Regions from separate parts of the Mus musculus genome. Here region 2 is linked to region 1. The links are chromatin contacts, found by Hi-C in ENCODE. All regions are on one chromosome and are shown on one strand. Each heading gives the region's core, a stretch centred on a gene start or an enhancer-like site at or near the end of the contact. The rest is flanking DNA. Distances are from core to core; before and after follow the strand shown. Region 1 holds the start of Tars (threonyl-tRNA synthetase). Region 2 holds the start of Golph3 (golgi phosphoprotein 3).

Region 1 (2,700 bases), core at 24-2,523:
CTTCAACATTTTTTTTCAGGATTGTTTTAGCCATCGTGATTTTGTGGTGTGTGTGTGTGTGTGTGTGTGTGTGTGTGTATCTAAAACTTAACATTCTACGTTCTGTAAAGAATTGTGTTGGAAGTTTGGTGGCAATTGCTTTGACTTTGTAGATTGCCTGTGGTAGAATGGTAGAATGGCCATTTTTACTGTATTTATCTATGAACATGGGGGGATTTTTATGTTTTCTGAAATTTTCTCAATTTCTTTCTTCATTGTCTTAAAGTTTTTCTTGTACAATCTTTCACTTGTCTTGTTTGAGTTACTCCAAGATAGTTCATGTTTTTTGAGGCCGTTGTGAAATGTATTGTTTCCCTGGACAATATGTTCCTTGGAAATGGGAACCTGCTCCTTGAAGAGTCACCCAGGAGGCATTTGTCACATTCAAGTGGATCTCAGCGAGTTCCAGGACAGCCGGGCTATACATACAGTGAGACCCTGTCTCAATTCTACTCGGCTGGTGTGTGTGTGTGTGTGTAGGTTGGTGGTGGTGTGGACATTGGGTGGACATGGTTGCAAACGCCTGTAATCCTCTAATTTGGGTGGCTATTGCAGAAGGCTCCCAGATTAGCCAGATCTAAATTGCAAGTTCGAGGCTATCCCTGGCTGCACAGTGAAGCAAAGAAAAAACACAGAACAACCCAAAAACTGGCAGCTGCTATTAGGATAAGCAGGCCAACTAGAACTTTCTGCTAAGCATTTTGCTTAAGTAGTAAAAATCTAATCTCGAGCTCCCGTGATATCAATGACTTTTGTGTGGAGTTTATTCCTTCAAGTAAAAAGTTAATTTTATCTCTGTGCCGTCTATGGGAAAACTCCGTGAGACACTGAGAAAGCTTTGATCAATGGCGCTTGTCCCTCAAACAGCAAATCGGTCCTATTCTCATGAGGAAGGCTGAGTCATCGCTTCAGATTATCAGCCAACGTTCCAGGTAGAGCGCATCTGAGATAAACCAGAGCGCCAGAGACCATATCCAGCAATTCCGGGAAACTCAGTCCAAGCAGCTCAAGTTCACTACGGTGGCCGCTAAGGCCATGCAAGCTACAGTCAGAAGGGGAAGAGTGCGCTTGCGCGCCTCACTACACAGTCTGGAACTAATGGGATTTCTTGAAGGGTTCGTCATTCTCGGCTATTCTATTGGCCAAGGAAAGGGAGGACCCGCCTCTCCGCGTAGCCCATTGGCCTCGTGTCCAGGTAGGGCGGGGCCAGGAGTCCCGTTGCATCAGCTGGTTAGCTGGTTCCGCCTGTGGCCACGTGGCGCACGCGCAGTGCGGAATTGTAGGTCTACACCGCCGGCTTGGGGTCTTCTCTGCGGTGCAGCTCACGGGTTTTGTCTCTCTGTGGTCCTTCCATGTCGCAGGAGAAGGCTAGCAGCCCTTCGGGGAAGATGGACGGCGAGAAGCCGGTGAGCAGGCGCCGTGGGGTGCAGAGAGCGGATGTGTTCTGGGAGCCGGCACTGCCCGGCGGGGCAGGAGTGGAAAGTAGCAGGGAGCAGTCGGTATTGGGGGCCCTGGGTAATAAGTTAGGAACTCTTGCTGGCAGGGTCTGGGGGGTGGGGGGGCATCTTCATCCTAGAGATCTGTGAATTGAGACTGAGTGGTTTGCTCAGATAGTAAGCATTTGGGGCTTAGACTCCCGCGCTTGTATTTTTTCACTAAAATAAGCGGGAAGAACATTTGAAGAACTTTTTAAAATCCTAAACTGCGTGGAGCAAAAAGCTCTAGTTAGGAAGGAAAAGCCAGTCCCCGCGATCAGATCCAGTTTGCCCAAGATTGGGTGCTAAATAAGGCTGGATGCCCCCATTGACAGACTGTTTTGAAATTAAAGCCTCTGTCTGCCAGGTGCTGGAAGCGACCTAAATAACTTCACACACATCCCCTTTAAACTTTGCTTTGGGCTGTCACCCACTGGTTAGGAACAGCATTTGTACACTGGCGTGTTTTCTGCCCCACCCCTCTTTTACAGCCAACTGTGCCTGTGTCCCCTGTGTATTTATTTGCCCTGGCACTTAGTCAGGCAGTCCAGGTGGCTACACAAGTTAAGATCGATTCCTGACTTTGGGGGCTCCCCAAATGTGCAGGACTGGAAAATCGTACTTCTCTGATTAGCTTGGTTGAGTTATAGAGAAGCACAGTCAGACTGTTTTATTGGGTTTGGAAAAATGAGGTCAGGTAAATCAGGCAGGGCAGGGCTGTCCAGGTTCAGGGGATGAATTGTGCCCCGGCTGTACAGGGAGAGACGGGAGGGAAGTGCAGCGATTGAGGCTATCAGTATTCTCTACGTGCAGGAGTTTTGTAGGGAGGTGCTATGTATGTATTGTATTGTCAAAAAGTGACATGGCATGGGGGTTTAAGGAACATTGGAAAGGGGTGAGGCCATATGACAGATTGTCTAGGTAACCATTGCTGACGGTTGCTAGGGTCTTCATCAAGAGGAGTTTCCATCCTGATAGGGCAAATCACTAAAATGCTTGTGTATGCGCTTTAAGCTACAGATTTAAGGCGATGAATGACAGGTATACATGGATAGATTTTGTTCCTATTTCCTTATGTTTTTAAGGTGTTTTATGGTTTTATAACTTGGTTACCCCTTTGCCTCCTTCCCTGCTGTCTTTTTTTAAATATTTTTTTTATTTAGATTTATTTATTTATCATATGTAA
Region 2 (2,700 bases), core at 78-2,577, 920 kb before region 1:
TAATCATCTTTAGAGATGGATGGGTATTAATAAAATCAATCAAACATTAACTACAGAATCCAGACATTTAAAAGACGGACACTTGCACTTTTTCAACTTATATGTGTGAAATTCCTAAATATCTGGGGTGACCTTTCCAAACGTCAGAACACAACTTAAGCCTACCTAAATCTTTGCAGTCTTTCATCAAAGCGCAAACTTGGTATTCCTCCCAGCTCTTCACAAGCCCTCCCTTAAAATGGCAAAACGGAAAGGACGACAGCAGATCTAACCGCAAAACTAACTCATCGCTCGCTCAAACCAAGTTCATCCAAAAAGTAACTTCCTAGGTTTTATATCAACTTAGTATTGACTTTTTAAAACAATACCCAGTAAAAACAACTTTGCTAATTTCTTAACCGCGCGCCGCAACTCAAGTTTTACATAAGAAAGAGGGCCGACAGCAAGTAGATCCGCGAACCTCTCCCGGGTCTTAAAACCTGCAAAAACTCAATACTTGGGAGCCGCGGTAGCCCCGAGTCTTTAGATCTCAACAGTCTTGGGTTGGAGTTGCCATTATTTGCGGCAGACGGCGAAGAAGAAGAAACGCAAAGATCGCCAAGACTTCGGAACTAAGAGTGCTTGTGAGCAGAGGACGGGAAAACCCAAGCGAGCACTTGGTACCGGGAGGATCGGGAGCACTCGGAGCGCAGCCGGAGAGGGCTGACTCCCACACTCCTTGGGACGAGAGGGCGCTCAGGGGCGCGGGGCTCCGGAAGCAGGGACAGGTGAGGCCTCGGCCAGCGCCCACCCGGGCCCCACCTGGAGCCACCCGGGTCCCGCTGCCACCCCGGCTGCCACCCCGGCCGGGGCCGCGGCGCCCGCACCTCTCGGTCCTTGAGGCCCAGCAGGAGCACCTCCTCCATCAGGGTCAGCCGCGTTTCCTTGGAGTCGCCCTTGTCGTCGTCGTCCTGCTCGTCGCGGCGGCTCTGCGCCTCGTCCTCGCCGCTGCCGCCGCCGCCTCCCGCCGCCCGCTCCTTGTCGGCAGCGTTCCGGGAGGCCTCGGTGCGCCGCTGCACCAGGCCCGAGCTCCGCTGGGTCAGCGAGGTCATGGCTCCCGCACAAGAGCCGCGCCGGACCGACAGGGACGCGGGACCGGCCGGCTCTCCCTCACGGCCCCGGCCCCGGGAGCTTCCGTGTTAATTCTTGGAGCTGGGGCGATGTCCGTGGGCTGCGGGGCCGAAGGCGGTCATGAGGAGCCGGAGCTGGGCGAAGCCGGCGGGCCGGGCGTCGATGGGGTACACAAGGGAGCCTTCAGCCCGCGGCTGTGGCCCCCCACACAGCCCAGGAGCCCGAGCGGAGGCGGCGGCGGCGGTGGCGCTTCCCAATATGGCGGCGCGCGCTGACGTCACCGGAGGATGTGGCAGCGCCGGCGCGGGGCGGGGCCGGGGTGCCGGAAGCGGCGCGAGCGGGGGGCGTGGCTAGCCGCCTCCCACTTCGGCGGACACTTGAGCTTCTGGACTCGCTAGTGGCCCTGAGTCTGGAGACGAAAGGTTTGCGATCGGTGACCTGCCCGGCTTTCATCCGCCTCTCAGTTCACTCTAAAGGTCCGGCCTGGCGCCAGCGACCAGTGAGATCTCTCCTGGATCCCAGAAGCCGAGGCCAGGCTAGGGCGGACCCCACTGAGACCTCAGCATCCCTGGGGATCAGCCACTATAGCCCGGGTCCTCACTACCTACGGGGAGGACTTGGCTCTTCGCCTGTGAAACTCCCGAGTTTCAAAAGGAGTCATCTACACTCGGGCGTTTAAAGCTGTTCATGTACTGTGCTCTGGCGTAGAGAGGTTAAACAAATTGACGAATTGTGTTTGTAAAACTTTCCTACCTCCGACTGCGGCTGTAAAGTGGTCAGGGCGCACTGTACTGTTAGGACAGCCGACCTTAGGATTCTTTTATAGCGACAGTAAACCTCTTGAGTTTCATGCCACGTCTTTGTAGCCCTAAATCTATTTTCGATGTAATTACTAGGTTCAATCCCTTTGGCAGTTTGTGCAAATCAAGTTAAAGGAAAAACTGCCAAACCTGAGAAGGGTTTGGAGAAGTAGAAGGGCGGGTCTTATGAGAAAACATTATCCAAAAACGGTATCGTAGGTCTGTCCAGTATTATTTAAAATAAACAGTAACCATACGCAGTGAGTAAGCCAGGTTTAGACAGAATATTCCCCGCGCCCAAATACGTTGTCTCAACTCCTACGGGGACAGTAAGTCCCAGTAGGTCCTCCCACCCACAGCCCCAAGCTACCTTCCCTTTTTCCTGAAAAAAAAAAAAAAAAAAAAATGTGTCCTCAGCCAGTTTCTCCCATTCACGTCACCTTTTTGTTCCTTCACCTTTCTGGTCATTCTTTGCCAACTGACTTTAAATGTCCTTTGTAAATTAAATGGTTATTTAACTCAGAAGGTTAAATCCAAAAAGCACAAAGCTGTGCGTACAGGCTCTGCCTGTTCGGCTAGTTGCTCCTGTCCCTGCGGAGATTTTTTTTTTTTTTTAAATGGGGTAAGATGTGAAGCTTCGTTGGGGAGGTAGTCAGTGGGCACAGTACTTGAGGACAAATTAGAAACTGGCATCTGGGAGGCAGAGGCAGATTCCTGGAGGCTTCCTTGCCAGTGAGCCTCGCCACATGGGCAAGCAAATGGGTAAGTGCCTAGGTCCCAATAAGAAGCC

The links. Hi-C counts contacts between places; a loop is a spot of excess contacts on that map.
Region 2: a map of left cerebral cortex shows a loop between it and region 1 (4-fold over the local background). The contact joins the promoter of Golph3 here to the promoter of Tars in region 1. A Hi-C loop is called at or near these places in 2 of 37 maps with a recorded cell type or tissue (T-helper 2 cell and left cerebral cortex).

What each region holds. Positions count from the first base shown.
Region 1 is chr15:11,398,231-11,400,930 of GRCm38, reverse strand. It overlaps Tars (threonyl-tRNA synthetase), which reads left to right and starts at 1,273. Exons shown (of 19, transcript NM_033074.3): 1 at 1,273-1,445. The coding sequence starts at 1,392.
Region 2 is chr15:12,320,123-12,322,822 of GRCm38, reverse strand. It overlaps Golph3 (golgi phosphoprotein 3), which reads right to left and starts at 1,327. Exons shown (of 4, transcript NM_025673.2): 1 at 867-1,327. The coding sequence starts at 1,091. Gm52210 (a long non-coding RNA gene) reads left to right here and starts at 2,245. Exons shown (of 2, transcript XR_003951630.1): 1 at 2,245-2,700.